Regions from separate parts of the Homo sapiens genome. Here regions 1, 2, 3 and 5 are each linked to region 4. A link is a contact called in ENCODE Hi-C or POLR2A ChIA-PET data. All regions are on one chromosome and are shown on one strand. Each heading gives the region's core, a stretch centred on a gene start or an enhancer-like site at or near the end of the contact. The rest is flanking DNA. Distances are from core to core; before and after follow the strand shown.

Region 1 (2,805 bases), core at 241-2,740, 1.3 Mb after region 4:
CTTCATTGCTAATTCTTATTTGCAGTGGGTCCTCTTCCTTACTTTGGAGAATTTTTACTTGTATCAATTAGGAATTGCATTTAGCTGCAAGTATCAGAAACTTGAAAACCAGTGGTTTACAGCATAGTAATTTCACTTACATAATAAAGGTCTCAAAGTAGGCAGTGGGCAGTGCTGTCACGGACCCAGGCTCATTGTCTTTTTCCTGTTAGACATGCTCTGTGTGTGCTAGTTACCTCATGGTTTCAACATGGCTGTTCTCAGCATACCTTCCAGCAGGAAGGAGAGAGTGCCAAGGAGGGGCAGGATCTGTGCTAGAAAGACATAATTTTCCAAAAAATCTCAATAAATATCACTAACATTTCACTGGCCAGAATTGTGTAGGTTTTGGCTTTCCAGTCTCTGGTAACGGAAGACAAAGGAAAAGGGAATTGGAATGGGGATTAGGCCATCCTGTAATGCCTGTCAAGTTACTATTCGTTGATTAGGTTACTGCAGGTGTAAGAAACTAAAAAGTTATATACAGTTTTAAAATTGGGCCGGGCGCGGTGGCTCAAGCCTGTAATCCCAGCGCTTTGGGAGGCCAAGGCAGTTGGATCACAAGGGCAGGGGTTAGAGACCAGCCTGACCAACATGGTGAAACCCCGTCTCTACTAAAAATACAAAAATTAGCTGGGTGTGGTGGTGGGCGCCTGTAATCCCAGCTACTCAGGAGGCTGAGGTAGGAGAATTGCTTGAACCCGGGAGGCGGAGGTTGCAGTCAGCCGAGATTGCGCCACTGCACTCCAGCCTGGGCGACAGAGCGAGACTCCGTCTCAAAATAAATAAATAAATAAATTAATTAATTAATTTAATTAAATCGAAGAGGCCAGGCACAGTGGCTCACACCTGTAATGCCAGCACCTTGGGAGGCCAAGGCGGGTGGATCACATGAGGTCAGGAGTTCGAGACTGACGTGGCCAACATGGTGAAACCTCATCTCTACCAAAAAATACAAAAATTAGCCGGACGTGGTGGCGCTTGCTTTAGTCCCACCTACTCAGGAGGCTGATGTGGGAGAATCACTTGAACCCGGGAGGCAGAGGTTGCAGTGAGCCAAGATCACACCACTGCCCTCCAGCCTGGGTGACAGGTTGAGACTGTCTCTAAATAAGTAAGAAGTAGTAGCAGTAGAGGATTCCTAAAATCCTCCTTATATCTGTAGATTTCTCTTCATCTGAGTAACTCTTTCAATTTGAGGAATTCTTCATGAAAGAAATTTTTAAATTTAATCATATTGCTTTTTCATACTTAAACTATGAAATCACTGTTGTGCATCTGTGGGCCTTTTGCAGCCACAGAACTGCTGACCCTAAACATGCCTTTTTCTGCAGATTTTCTTAGCAGTGCAAGAAATGAGAAAAGCCTCTGGCACCTAAAATAAAGTCTTAACACTAACCTCTTCTGCTTTCAGTTTCAAAACCCATTTGATTCTGATGATTACTAAACCGTGAATATATGGCCTTTTCTCTGACATTTTCCTATCCTAAAGCCAAAATAAAAGGACACAAAGGGAGACTCTTCACCTAACATAAAGAAAGTCTTTTATGTAAAATTAGGGAAATGAACCATTTATCTCATTTGTTTTCCTCATCTAAGAGTGCACTGAACCATGAGCTCATATTGTGAGGCTATATCTAGGCACCTTCTTTAGTAAATGTTTTTCATCCTACTTGTAGATCTTTCACGGAGGGCTTCTAACACCCCCTCTTATGATCAAATGGGCAGAAATCCCAAGGATAACAACAAATATTGATTCTACCCTACTTAAAAAAAAAAATGGCTGGGCATGGTGGCTCACACCTGTAATCCTAGCACTTTTGGAGGCCGAGGTGGCGGATCACCTGAGGTCAGGAGGTCAAGACCAGCCTGGCCAACATGGGGAAACCCTGTCTCTACTAAAAGTACAAAAATTAGCTGGGCATGGTGGGCGCACACCTGTAATCCCAGCTACTCCAGAGACTGAGGTAGGAGAATCGCTTGAACCCGGGAGGCGGAGGTTGCAGTGAGCTGAAATCGCCCCACTGCACTCGAGCCTGGGCATCAGAACAAGACTTCTTCTCAAAAAATAAATAAATAGTGGCCAGGTGCGATGGCTCACACCTGTAATCCCAGCACTTTGGGAGGCCTTGGTGGGTGAATCACGTGGTCAGGAGTTCAAGACCAGCCTGGCCAAGATGATAAAACCCCGTCTCTGCTAAAAGTACAAAAATTAGCTGGGCACGGTGGCAAGCCCCCGTAATCCCAACTACTTGGGAGGCTAAGGCAGGAGAATCACTTGAACCCGGGCGGCAGAGGTTGCAGTGAGCTGAGATTGCACCACTGCACTCCAGCCTGGGAGATAGAGTGAAACTCTGCCTCAAAAATACATACATACATACATACATACATACATACATACATACATACATACATGGCAGGTGGCTCATGCCGGTAGTCTTAACACTTTGGGAGGCCAAGGCAGGCAGATCTCTTGAGCTTAGGAGTTTGAGACCAGCCTGGGCAACATGGCAAAACCCTGCCTCTACTAAAACTACAAAAAAATAGCTGGGCGTAGTGGTGCACACCTCTGGTCCCAGCTACTGGGGAGGCCGAGGTGGGAGGATCACTTGAGCCCAGGAGGTGGAGATTGCAGTAAGCTTGAGATCGTGCCACTGCACTCTACCCTGGGTGACAGAGCGAGACCGTGTCTCAAAAAAAAAAAACTTTAAAATTTTACAATCAGGCCAGGTGCAGTGGCTCATGCCTGGAGTTCCAGCACTTTGA
Region 2 (2,721 bases), core at 73-2,572, 1.1 Mb after region 4:
GAGCCAAGAGAAGGGGTTTCCCCTTTTAAAACCATCAGATCTCATGAGACTTATTTACTATCATAAGAACAGCACAGGAAAGACTTGCCCCCATGATTCAATTACCTCCCACCGGGTCCCTCTCACGACACATGGGAATTGTGGGAGCTACAATTCAAGATGAGATTTGGGTGGCGACACAGTCAAACCATATCAATCATTCTTTTAAAAAGTAAAAATGGTGTTCCATGAGAAAAGTAACTAGTTCAGTTCACAACCCTGAAAGGGTCTCAGACTACAGAATATGCAGACTACACTTTGGGAACCACTGCTTTATGGTAAAGAAAAATTATCAGTCAACTTCAACATTTGCAGCAAGAATAGCATATCATTTTCTGGCCAGGTGTGGTAGCTCACGCCTGTAGTCCTGCACTTTGGGAGGCCAAGGCAGGCAGATCACTTGAGATTAGGAGTTTGAGACCAGCCTGGCCAATATGGTGAAACCCCCTCTCTACTAAAAATACAAAAATTAGCTGGGCATGGTGGCGCACGCCTGTAATCCCAGCTACTCTGATGGCTGACGCATGAGGATCACTTGAGCCTGGGGGGCAGAGGTTGCAATTAGCCAAGATTGTGCCACTGCACTCCAGCCTGAGTGACAAGGTGAGACACTGTCTCAAAAAAAAAAAAAAAAAGAATAGCATACCCCTTTCAAATCACTTCTTATATTTTTGTGTGGCTGCCAGAAGTAGTGGAAGTAGACATTGAAATGGCAGGAGTTCAAAATATTTGGAATAAAAATATTTTTGATCTGGAAGATCACAGTTGGTAAATGCTGGACTAGGTGTTACCGTTACATGATCTAAAAATGACCTTTGGGGCCCTGTGTTGTTTACTTCTTCACAGCAACCAGGACTGTTAGCTCAAAAGCCCATCATCACCAAATCAAATGTTTACACATCCAATTGTTTAAGTATAGCCTAAATAACCAAATTATTAGCCATCTATCTAGAGCCCACCTGCTTTACATACCCTGCAAACTACACTCAACGTCTACTATCCATAGATAAAAACCCCAGGCTATAAAAGACCCCAAATCACTGCTGCCCTTTGGAGCTCTGTAACCCAGAGACACCCCCCCACCCGCCCCGCCGATCTTGCTGCTAAACAACGTCATGACACATACACCCTCTCTCTAGTCCTCCAGGAATTCTCTTACCCTCCCCCTTCTGAGTAGTGGCCGCCCTACACTGTCGCTGCCTTTGGAAGGTCTCATGCTGTGAGGGACTTCCCGGCATACAAACCTGTCAAAGCGCTGTCCAAAGAGAGCTTGTTGTGTCCCACTGCCACCTTGTGGTCACATCTTTTTCTTTGTTCTGCCCTGAAATCCTTCAGATTCACTGCAGTTACATGGTGTGCCATAACATAAAACAAAAAGTGTTTATATGTCCAAAAAGTTTGTGAAGGGCAACATGCCACTATTATGAATGTTAATTTGTCAAAGGCTCTGAGAAATACTATAGCTAAGAAACTGTTTAACTTCGTTTGTCCAAGCATTTCCAAATTTCTAGCACAGAACACTTTTTTGATTACCCTAGCCAACTCCATCACATTTTAAAATGTTATTTTTCTGATCCCTGATTTCACAGAATAGGAAAGTGAGATATTGAAATGTTATTTGTGTCAGGGTGCGGTGGCTCATGCCTGTAATCCCAGCACTTTGGGAGGCCAAGGTGGGTGGATCGCTTGAATGCAGGAGTTTGACACCAGCCTGGGCAACATAGAGAAACCCTGCTTCTATAAAAAATTGTTTTAATTAGCTGGGCATGGTGGTGCACACCTATAGTCCCAGCTACTCGGGAGGCTGAGGTGGGAGGATCGCTTGAGGCCCCAGGGGTTTGAAATCAGCCTGCACAACATTAACTGAGACTTGCTGTCTAATAAAATAATAATAGTGCTAAGACTAAAACTAAAATCTTAAGATACAGTAAAACGAACGCTGATCCCATCCACGCCATCTCTCCAGAACATCGAATAAATCACTTAACTCTTATGGATCTCGACTTTGCCTTGTGCATAATGGCCAATTATCATAACATTGAGAGATCTAATATTAATAATAATGCAAGAGGCCGGGCATGGTGGCTCACGCCTGTAATCCCAGAACTTTGGGAGGCCGAGGCAGGTGGATCACCTGAGGTCAGGACTATGAGACCAGCCTGACCAACATGGTGAAACCCTGTCTCTACTAAAAATACAAAAATTAGCCAGGCATGATGATGTATGCCTGTAATTCCAGCTACTCAGGAGGCTAAGGCAGGAGAATTGCTTGAACGCAGGAGGCAGAGGTTGCAGTGAGCCAAGGTCATGCCACTATACTCCAGCCTGAGCAACAAGAGCGAAACTTCGTCTCAAAAAAAATAAATAAAAATAATAATGCAAGAGTTCATACAATATATTCTACCTTGAGTCATCACATCAAAAAAAATAAATTTTTTAAATAGTTCATATAAAATGGCTTTTATTAATAAACTAAAGAGAAAAAAGCTGAAGAAATTTTAACTACCCAGATCACTTCTACTCTTCCCACTTAACCATCAGTACCCCTAAATCTTCTATAATGATATATTTTTGCTAACATCATTGAATGGAAGTAAAGTGGGCTAACATGTTCACCTTATATTTGATTTTTAATTTCTTCTTTTTCCAAGGAAGATAAATGCTGGTTGTGTTTGTGGGGGT
Region 3 (2,700 bases), core at 116-2,615, 1.9 Mb after region 4:
TTTTTCTATTTTAAATGTCCCTCACTGCTGAACTGCTCATAGATATTATGTTTTTAAGGGAGTAGTGGAATTAATCATTAAATGCAAATTTACTACTTATATTTCCCAGAAAGTATATCATGGGAATTACAAATAATCTCCATTTTCTAAAATTATCCTCAAATTTATAATGCTATCAGGATGTAAGGTGAGTTAAAGTACAATTGCATTTTTTTAAAGTTTTAAAAACTAAAACTGAATGTAGATAATTCCAAAATATTTTGAGAAGGCCTCCTCAGTGTTCCATGATTTTGACATGTGTGGTTATGTGGAGGCTCAGTGAACCCGCAGGGTAACACACTTCTATTTTTGGATGGAGGCATGCAGGGAGAAAGGATGAAAAGGACAACGCAGCTTTGATAGGAAGCCTGCTTTTGGGGAAGGGATGGTCCACTCAGGCTTCCTGGAGGGTGGGAGTTCTTCCTGCCCAACATTGCCCCTCGTTTTCCCAGAGGAGCTTAAAACCCCAGTGAAAAAGCCACAGTTCCTGGAAAGTGTTATGGATCTGATAGCATTACATTTTATAAGCTATTAATACCCAAATTCACCATGTCCAAAAATGAGTTCCTTAATGACTAAGCCCCCTATCCATCACTAAACCAGCTTTGTCTCTCTATCAAAGTAAATGGCCCTGATATGGCTCCAATGACTGGAGGAACATCAGGTCCTTGGTCTCATGCTGATTTAGATAAAATGACATGGACACATGCGGAGTGGTTTAAGGAGCGGATAATTTAATAGGCAAGAAAGAAGAAAGAAGAAAGAAAGAAGAGAACAGCTCCCCTGTACAGAGACAGAGGGAGGGCAGAAAAGTGGTCGGTTATATGGGAGGCTGGAGGAGGCAGTATCTGATTTGCATAGAGCTGTAGGGTCCAGCCCTACTGGGTCTGTGGGTTTTTCTCCTGGTGTGCGGAGATGAGAGGTCGTAGAAATAAAGACACAAGACAAAGAGATAGAAGAAAAGACAGCTGGGCCCGGGGGACCACTACCACCTAGATGTGGAGACTGGCAGTGGCCCCGAATGCCTGGTCGCGCTGTTATTTATTGTGTACAAGGCAAAGGGGCAGGGTAAGGAGTGTGAGTCATCTCCAGTGATTAATAAGGTCATGTGAGTCACGTGTCCACCGGACAGGGGGCCTTTCCCTTTTAGGTAGCCGAGCTGGAGAGAGGACAGCTTACGTCATTATTTCTTCTATGCTCTTCTCAGAAAGATCAAAGACTTTAATACTTTCACTAATTCTGCTATTGCTATCTAGAAGGCGGAGCCAGGTGTACAGAGCAGAACATGAAAGTGAAACAGGAGCGTGACCTCTGAAGCACAGCATCACAGCGAGACGTTTAGGTCTCCGGATGGCTGCGGGCGGGCCTGACTGATGTCAGGCCTTCCACAAGAGGTGGTGGAGCAGAGTCTTCTCTAACTCCACCGGGGAAAGGGAGACTCCCTTTCCCGATCTGCTAAGTAACGGGTGCCTTCCCAGGCACTAGCGTTACCACTAGACCAAGGAGCCCTCTAGTGGCCCTGTCCGGGTGTGACAGAGGGCTCACACTAGTCTTCTGGTCACTTCTCACCATGTCCCTTCAGCTCCTATCTCTGTATGTCCTGGTTTTTCCTAGGTTATAATTGTAGAACAAAGATTATTATAATATTAGAATAAAGAGTAATGCTATAAACTAATGATTAGTAATATTCATATATAATCATATCTATATTCTATGCCTAATATAACTATTCTTATTTTAAGTATTTTCTTTATTATACTGGAATAGCTTGTGCTTTTAGTCTCTTGCCTCGTCACCTGGGTGGCTTGCCGCCCACAGAGGGCCCAGGGGATTGGTTTGACCAGGTGTGTCATTCACGAAGCCCGTGAAAAACCCGGCCCTCCCACCTTATCCTTTTAATGTGCAAATGTGGGCCGCTCTGATGTCCTGAACACATGCAGTTACCTGGAGGTGGCCATGACACTTGGCATACCTGGTGACAAGAAGAAGGCACGAATCACCATATTGGGTGGACTCAGCTTCTAATGGCCTGCGTTTGCATATCAAAGCTTGCCAGCCTGGCCCTTTAATTTGCCTTTCTGTTAGAAAAGAAATGATTTGGCCAGGTGCGGTGGCTGATGCCTGTAATCCTAGCACTTTGGGAGGCTGAGGTAGGCGGATCACTTGAGGTCAGGAGTTTGAGATCAGCCTGGCTAACATGGTGAAACCCCATCTCTACTAAAAATACAAAAAAAAAAATTAGCCAGGCTTGGTGGCGGGCACCTATAATCCTAGCTACATGGGAGGCTGAGACAGGAGAATCACTTGAACCAGGGAGGCAGAGGTTACAGTGAGCCCAGATTGCACCATTGCACTCCAGCCTGGGCGACAGAGTGAGACTGTCTCAAAAAGAAAAGAAAAGGTCTGGGGTTGCTTTTATTAAAAGAAAAAGCCTTACCGAGAATTCCTTTTACCCTTTCTATCTGCCTAAAAATTATTTCTTAGTAACTCCTGTATCATTCCCCCGCTCAAGAGAAGCAAACCTAACTGCTGTCAGGGGGTGTTGGATGGCGATTCTTTCTGGCTACTTCCTGCTGAAAAGGGGTATTGTGTGGGGAACAGCAGTTGTGCCTTCTCCTGAGGTTTATCTAAGGGTTCTTGGAAGAATGGCGTGACCATGTG
Region 4 (2,700 bases), core at 131-2,630:
TGTTTAATAGCCTATTGAATGAGTATCTCAAAATCCTATTGAAGTTACTATTTGGCAATGAGAAACTAATTCACTGATAATTATACATGCAAAGAAACTAATTATTAAAATAAGTTTTCATTTTGTTAGATAACTTTATAACGTTAAAAAATGGAAAAGTCCTGTAGGGAATGATTTGGAACATGGCCCAGATCCCAGTCACAGGACCAAGGCACTCAATCCCCCAGCTGCTGGGAGTGTTGGTTGCTTATTGCTCACAGCTGAGTCCCTTCCTGCACATCTCACTCTCCAAAAGCCTTAACCCAGCGTTTTGCTTCCTCCCCAGAAACATCCCACATTTAATGAGCAGTCAGTAAGAGGGTCTAAAGGTCTGCCCCCTGGCCTCAATTCAGGATGACTCTGAAAGGAAATCCCGGCTCCAGAGCCCTTACTGGATTGCCTGAGGCCTCTATTACAAATTGTTCACAGTTCAACTTCTTTCTCCCTCCGCCCAACCCGGCCTCCCTCACTCCATTATAGGTGTTGTTCTTAAGAGCACACTCCAATTACCCTCCTGCAAACCAGTCTCCCCCCCAACTCAGAGTCCAGGGAATTCTACCTAAGACGATTTTGAAAGCGGTCCTAGAAATCAGGCTCTAACATGGGATTTTGAAGCTAGATCACCTGCCAGCCAGCTGCCAATAAGAACCTCATCCCTGGTCAGTATTCAGAGCACCTGTCACGCTGCACGATGTGATTACTAACTTGAATCCACTCATGCTAAGCTGTGTCCCAACCTAGTTAACTGTATTTAAAATAAATAAACCACAGGACTTGATGCATGTACTTTATTGCACTGAGTTTTTCTTGCTATACCTTGGACAAGACTGCCACCTCCTGGAAGAGCCGATGAATACTGGGGACGAGGTGCAATTAGGGAATCGGTACTATGAAATTGCTTGCGTCTCAGCAGCAACTCCCTATCTCTCCGCGAACTTAAACCAATTCCTAACCTTTCTCAACCTCTGTGAACAGCTTTTTGCATGGAACCAAGACTTCAAAGAACTTGCGCATCACAATCTTTTTACGTGAAAATGTAAATACAAGTTAGCATTTGTGAAGCGTTATGTGCCAAATGCTTTAATTTTTAAGGCTCACAACAGCCTTATGAGGTAGGAACTATCATAAGCAGATCCACACTGCTGATGGAAAAATTAAGTTTAAGGGAACGTAAGGCGACGGCTCTGAGGCGGAATCGCCACTTGGAGTCGGGACTCAACTGCTGAGAGCGCAAGCTCCGTAACTACGTAACCGTCTCGGGCATGCGCAGAAAAACACTGAAGCACCTTCCCTAGGAGCTGTAAGTAGGTGGGTGTGGTGGGAGCCTCTGCAATCCCAGCATTCCCTTCGTGCCGCTACCAAGATGGCGGCGCCCATCTTGCGGTCCTTTTCCTGGGGCCGGTGGTCTGGTACCCTAAATCTCTCAGTATTGTTGCCCTTGGGGCTGCGTAAGGCCCACTCGGGCGCTCAGGGGTTACTGGCAGCGCAGAAGGCTCGAGGTCTGTTCAAGGACTTCTTCCCGGAGACGGGGACGAAAATAGAGCTCCCAGAGCTCTTCGACCGTGGCACGGCGAGTTTTCCCCAAACCATTTACTGTGGCTTCGACCCCACGGCAGACTCGCTTCATGTGGGTCATCTACTTGCGCTGCTGGGCCTGTTTCATTTGCAGCGAGCGGGCCACAACGTGATCGCGCTGGTGGGAGGCGCCACGGCGCGCCTGGGAGACCCGAGCGGCCGTACCAAGGAACGCGAGGCGCTGGAGACAGAGCGCGTGCGAGCCAACGCGCGAGCTCTGCGCCTAGGGCTTGAGGCCCTGGCGGCTAATCACCAGCAGCTTTTCACTGATGGGCGCTCCTGGGGCAGCTTCACTGTGCTGGACAACTCGGCCTGGTACCAGAAGCAGCACCTGGTGGACTTCCTGGCGGCAGTGGGGGGTCACTTCCGCATGGGGACGCTGCTGAGCCGGCAGAGCGTGCAGCTGCGGCTCAAGAGCCCCGAGGGCATGAGCTTGGCCGAGTTCTTTTACCAGGTGCTCCAGGCCTATGACTTCTATTACCTCTTCCAGCGTTATGGATGCAGGGTCCAGCTGGGCGGATCTGATCAACTAGGCAACATCATGTCCGGATATGAGTTCATCAACAAGTAAGTGCCTTTAAACCTTGGGGAAATCCTGGGACCAAATAATTTACACACTAGTAGCCTGTGATTCACTCTTAGGATTGTAGTTGCTGCCCTTCGTTCCAGCTCTTGTTGGTTTTATCCCCATTAAGGCTCTATAATGGCGTTAATAACACTGGCTAATAAGAATTAAAGGGCTGAATTAAGGGTATTAAGAGTAAACGGTGTATTCTAAAAATTAGCTGGGCGTGGTGATGCACGCCTGTAATCCCAGCTATTCGGGAGGCTGAGGCAGGAGAATCTCTTGAACCCGGGAGGCGAAGGTTTCAGTGAGCCGAGATCGCGCCACTGCACTCCAGCCTGGGGCAACAGAGGGAGACTCCGTCTCAAAAAAAAAAAAAAAAAAAAGGGAAACAGACCACTAGTGAAGATTTGGTCGGTCTGTTTTGCTTCGCCTAAGTCGTCCTCTCTAATTAGAGAAACTGCTTTTGTGTGTTTATACCAGAACGTGACTGGGCCTCCTTGAGTAGCTAGCCTCTGCTT
Region 5 (2,700 bases), core at 47-2,546, 1.7 Mb after region 4:
GCTGTGTGGAGGACAACCATCACCTCCCAGTGCCAAGGCACACACCAGGACAGCAAAGCTCACGCTCATAAAACGAGGTTAGAGTTGTGAAAGCACTTCAGGAACATATTAGTTCTTAACGTGTTCATTTTCTTCAGTCCCCAATTATCACTCATTACTGAGTACAGACTATTGTTGTGGGCTCAGTTGTGTCCTCCCCACATTGATCTTGGACATCCCAAGCCTCTGGGACTGTGAGAAAACACATTTCTGTGTCTAAGCCACCCAGTTTATGGTATTTTGTCATGGCAGCCGGGGCTGACCAAGACAACTATGTGGCAGGTACTATCTACCGTATGGCCCTAAAATGTTTTAACTTCACACACCTGGAAAGCACCACAGCCCCAAGAAAAAAGCTTTTCCGCACTGCTGTTAAGCCAGGGCCACACACTGCAGTACTGCGGTGCTCCACCAGCTGGAGGATGGCCTGGCCCATAATACCCGCATTCCCACCTTGCTCTGGCCCTGTGTCCCCTCCAACGTGCATCCTGAGCTCGCACCCTGTGTGGAACCCAAACAGCTGCTTATCAGCATTTAAGTCCATTTTTATGACACTTCCGTCAACAATCTGGTCAAGTGCACTCATTCCTGGCCTCCGTACTGTACCCTGCTCCGCCTCGATTCCCGCCCTGGGGGAAGCTAGACTCATGCAGCTAACTTTATCGGCTCTGGGCTCTGATTGCCAAGTTTAGGATCCCAGCTGTATCCTTGCTAAAGTTAGCATCGCTGGGGCTCAGTTTCCGTAAGAGACAGGTGGGTTACAAGCGCTCACTCACTGTTGCAGTGTCTTATCTACGTAAGATAATCCATGAAAAGCTCAACACAGCTGGGCCAAATCTAAGACCCAGACACGCGGCTGCTGTTAATGCCCACTTCTGCGCACCGCCCAGTTCCACCGCAGGCACAACCTTCCTAGGCCTACCCGTCCCCACACAGGGGTTCCCGCTTGTCAATCACGCTGGCCCGGCCCTCCACTTCCGGAATGTTTTCCCGCTCCGGACGGGCCACCCACCTTTGCAAATAGGGGTCCGGCGCCGGAACAGACGCCCAGTTTGCGATTTCACCAGTCTGCCCTTCCTCGTCCCGCTGCTCCTCGTCCTAAGGAGCTCTGCTGCCACACAGCACTGCGCTCACCTTCTTCGCCGGCAGAATTGCTACGCTGAAAGCCAGGCCCCGGGAATCAGGGCAAACGCCACTGAGTTAGAAACTGGCGGGTCCCCTCAGTGAAAGGCAGCCGGAACAACCCCCGCCGCTGCGCATGCGCACTCCGGGACGCGCGCGAACACGCAGCAGCGAGAATCTACAGGGGCGTGGTTTGCGCACGCGGGAACTGGGATCTCAACCCCAGGGCTAGGTGCCTCCTCCCGCTGCTTTCCGCCAGCTGCGGGGTGTGAGATTAATCCCCGCCGATTAGCGCCAGGTGTACTAAGCGCTGGATGGTTCCCTGACCAGATGAAACATCAGCCGATGTTCTAATGCCGGTCCCCTGGGCGCTGTCCCCGAGAGGGAAAACCTGTTTTCTGACCCCGGCTCTAGTCGGCCTCTGGAGGTCTGCAGCTGGGTTATTTTACCTTTGAAACGGACGACACCTGCCCCGTGCACCCCAGCGGCTCCTCCACACGGAGAGATGGTGTCAGTCAAAGGCCGTCTAGATGACGAGTTTATGAAATTGTTCCTGGCCCGTGCCGGGCACGACCTTGCAGAGAGCCCAGAAGATGAAACCCCAGCCCTGCCAGGAGCTCACCTGCTAATTAGGAGGACAACGAATCACCTCACCTCCCTAGACTTTGCTTCTCCTTTATTCAGTGAGGGATTGGACTAGCTGGTCCTTGAGGACTTTTCAGAAAGTCTGGTTCTGGGAGATGACCAATGGGATCATCTTATGCTATGAGCTTTCCTGGAATGACAGGTAATTGGTGCGCCTTCCCAGCAGGGTCAGGGAGAGTTGCTGGGACTTGAAGGAAAGGCTTTTGGGGAGAGGAGCCAGTGTTACAAACTATCGAAAAGCTTGGAGGTGGGAAATTTACAAAAGGTGATTCCAGGGTCAGCTTTTTTGTCACCTGCTTCCGACTTCGGCAGTTTGGAGAGGGCGAGTAAGTAATACCCTTCAGGGTCTTGGGATGTGGCCCAGCAAAATCCTTAGAGGGACTTTGAAGTCTTAGTTTTAAGTTTAGAATTAATGGGCAGAGTACTTAAATAGCCATTTCTCCAAAGATGTATACAAATGGCCCACAGGCCCATAAAAATGTTGCATTCCACCCTATAACATGTTTTTGCATAAAAAAGTTTTAAAATAACTGTTGTCTGGTAAATTGACACCTCTGGAATAGAATGTATGCTAGGTTTTTTACCCTACTGCTTCAAACCCCATCCTACACACACACTCCTAGGGTGTGCATCATCCAGTTTAAGAAGCACCCTTGGAGAAACAAAGTTGATAGTGTGTCCAGAATTGATGGGTTCTTGGTCTCACTAACGCAAGACTGAAGCTGCAGACCCTCGCGGTGTTAGTTTTTAAAGGCGGTGTGTCTGGAGTTTGTTCCCTCAGATGTTCCGATGGGTTTGGAGTTTTTTCCTTCTGGTGGGTTTGTGGTCTTGCTGGCTCAGGAGTGAAGCTGCAGACCTTCGCCTGAGTGTTACAGCTTTTAAGACGGCATGTAC

What was found. Hi-C counts contacts between places; a loop is a spot of excess contacts on that map. ChIA-PET counts read pairs that join two places held with the same protein, here RNA polymerase II (POLR2A). Pooled maps may share reads with other maps.
Region 1: a map of CD4-positive, alpha-beta memory T cell shows a loop between it and region 4 (7-fold over the local background). The contact joins the enhancer-like site here to the promoter of YARS2 in region 4. A Hi-C loop is called at or near these places in 1 of 168 maps with a recorded cell type or tissue (CD4-positive, alpha-beta memory T cell), 3 of 37 single-sample maps with no recorded cell type and 8 of 50 pooled maps. POLR2A ChIA-PET finds 5 or more read pairs at or near these places in 1 of 52 experiments (OCI-LY7).
Region 2: a loop to region 4 is called in a map of CD4-positive, alpha-beta T cell, with 4 times the contacts of the local background. The contact joins the enhancer-like site here to the promoter of YARS2 in region 4. A Hi-C loop is called at or near these places in 1 of 168 maps with a recorded cell type or tissue (CD4-positive, alpha-beta T cell), 1 of 37 single-sample maps with no recorded cell type and 7 of 50 pooled maps. POLR2A ChIA-PET finds 5 or more read pairs at or near these places in 1 of 52 experiments (A673).
Region 3: a loop to region 4 is called in a map of CD8-positive, alpha-beta T cell, with 39 times the contacts of the local background. The contact joins the enhancer-like site here to the promoter of YARS2 in region 4. A Hi-C loop is called at or near these places in 2 of 168 maps with a recorded cell type or tissue (CD8-positive, alpha-beta T cell and naive thymus-derived CD4-positive, alpha-beta T cell), 2 of 37 single-sample maps with no recorded cell type and 9 of 50 pooled maps.
Region 5: a loop to region 4 is called in a map of CD8-positive, alpha-beta T cell, with 6 times the contacts of the local background. The contact joins the promoter of DDX11-AS1 here to the promoter of YARS2 in region 4. A Hi-C loop is called at or near these places in 2 of 168 maps with a recorded cell type or tissue (CD8-positive, alpha-beta T cell and naive thymus-derived CD4-positive, alpha-beta T cell) and 12 of 50 pooled maps. POLR2A ChIA-PET finds 5 or more read pairs at or near these places in 2 of 52 experiments (CD4-positive, alpha-beta T cell and activated CD8-positive, alpha-beta memory T cell).

What each region holds. Positions count from the first base shown.
Region 1 is chr12:31,405,161-31,407,965 of GRCh38, reverse strand. All of the region lies in intron 14 of DENND5B (DENN domain containing 5B), which reads left to right. Among named protein-coding and RNA genes, the nearest start is that of LINC02387, 37 kb to the right of the region's middle. RefSeq lists enhancers at 1,666-1,835, 2,716-2,805. Within about 2 kb of position 1,490, at least 3 of the 41 ENCODE cell types and tissues checked have a DNase peak (open chromatin) inside an H3K27ac peak, as active enhancers do; they include OCI-LY7, where a contact is called at or near this core.
Region 2 is chr12:31,680,917-31,683,637 of GRCh38, reverse strand. The region is part of intron 6 of AMN1 (antagonist of mitotic exit network 1 homolog); the gene reads left to right. Among named protein-coding and RNA genes, the nearest start is that of ETFBKMT, 23 kb to the right of the region's middle. RefSeq lists a silencer at 1,102-1,191. Within about 2 kb of position 1,322, at least 4 of the 41 ENCODE cell types and tissues checked have a DNase peak (open chromatin) inside an H3K27ac peak, as active enhancers do.
Region 3 is chr12:30,850,121-30,852,820 of GRCh38, reverse strand. No RefSeq gene overlaps it. Among named protein-coding and RNA genes, the nearest start is that of LINC00941, 56 kb to the right of the region's middle. RefSeq lists an enhancer at 1,140-1,489. Within about 2 kb of position 1,365, at least 24 of the 41 ENCODE cell types and tissues checked have a DNase peak (open chromatin) inside an H3K27ac peak, as active enhancers do; they include CD8-positive, alpha-beta T cell, where a contact is called at or near this core.
Region 4 is chr12:32,754,577-32,757,276 of GRCh38, reverse strand. It overlaps YARS2 (tyrosyl-tRNA synthetase 2), which reads left to right and starts at 1,380. Exons shown (of 5, transcript NM_001040436.3): 1 at 1,380-2,181. The coding sequence starts at 1,403. RefSeq lists enhancers at 521-1,160, 1,365-1,594, 1,615-1,714, 1,161-1,800, 2,085-2,244 and 1 more.
Region 5 is chr12:31,072,443-31,075,142 of GRCh38, reverse strand. DDX11-AS1 (DDX11 antisense RNA 1) reads left to right here and starts at 1,296. Exons shown (of 3, transcript NR_038927.2): 1 at 1,296-1,948. It overlaps DDX11 (DEAD/H-box helicase 11), which reads right to left and starts at 1,283. Exons shown (of 27, transcript NM_030653.4): 1 at 1,052-1,283. RefSeq lists enhancers at 39-568, 429-588, 1,119-1,228, 1,101-1,632.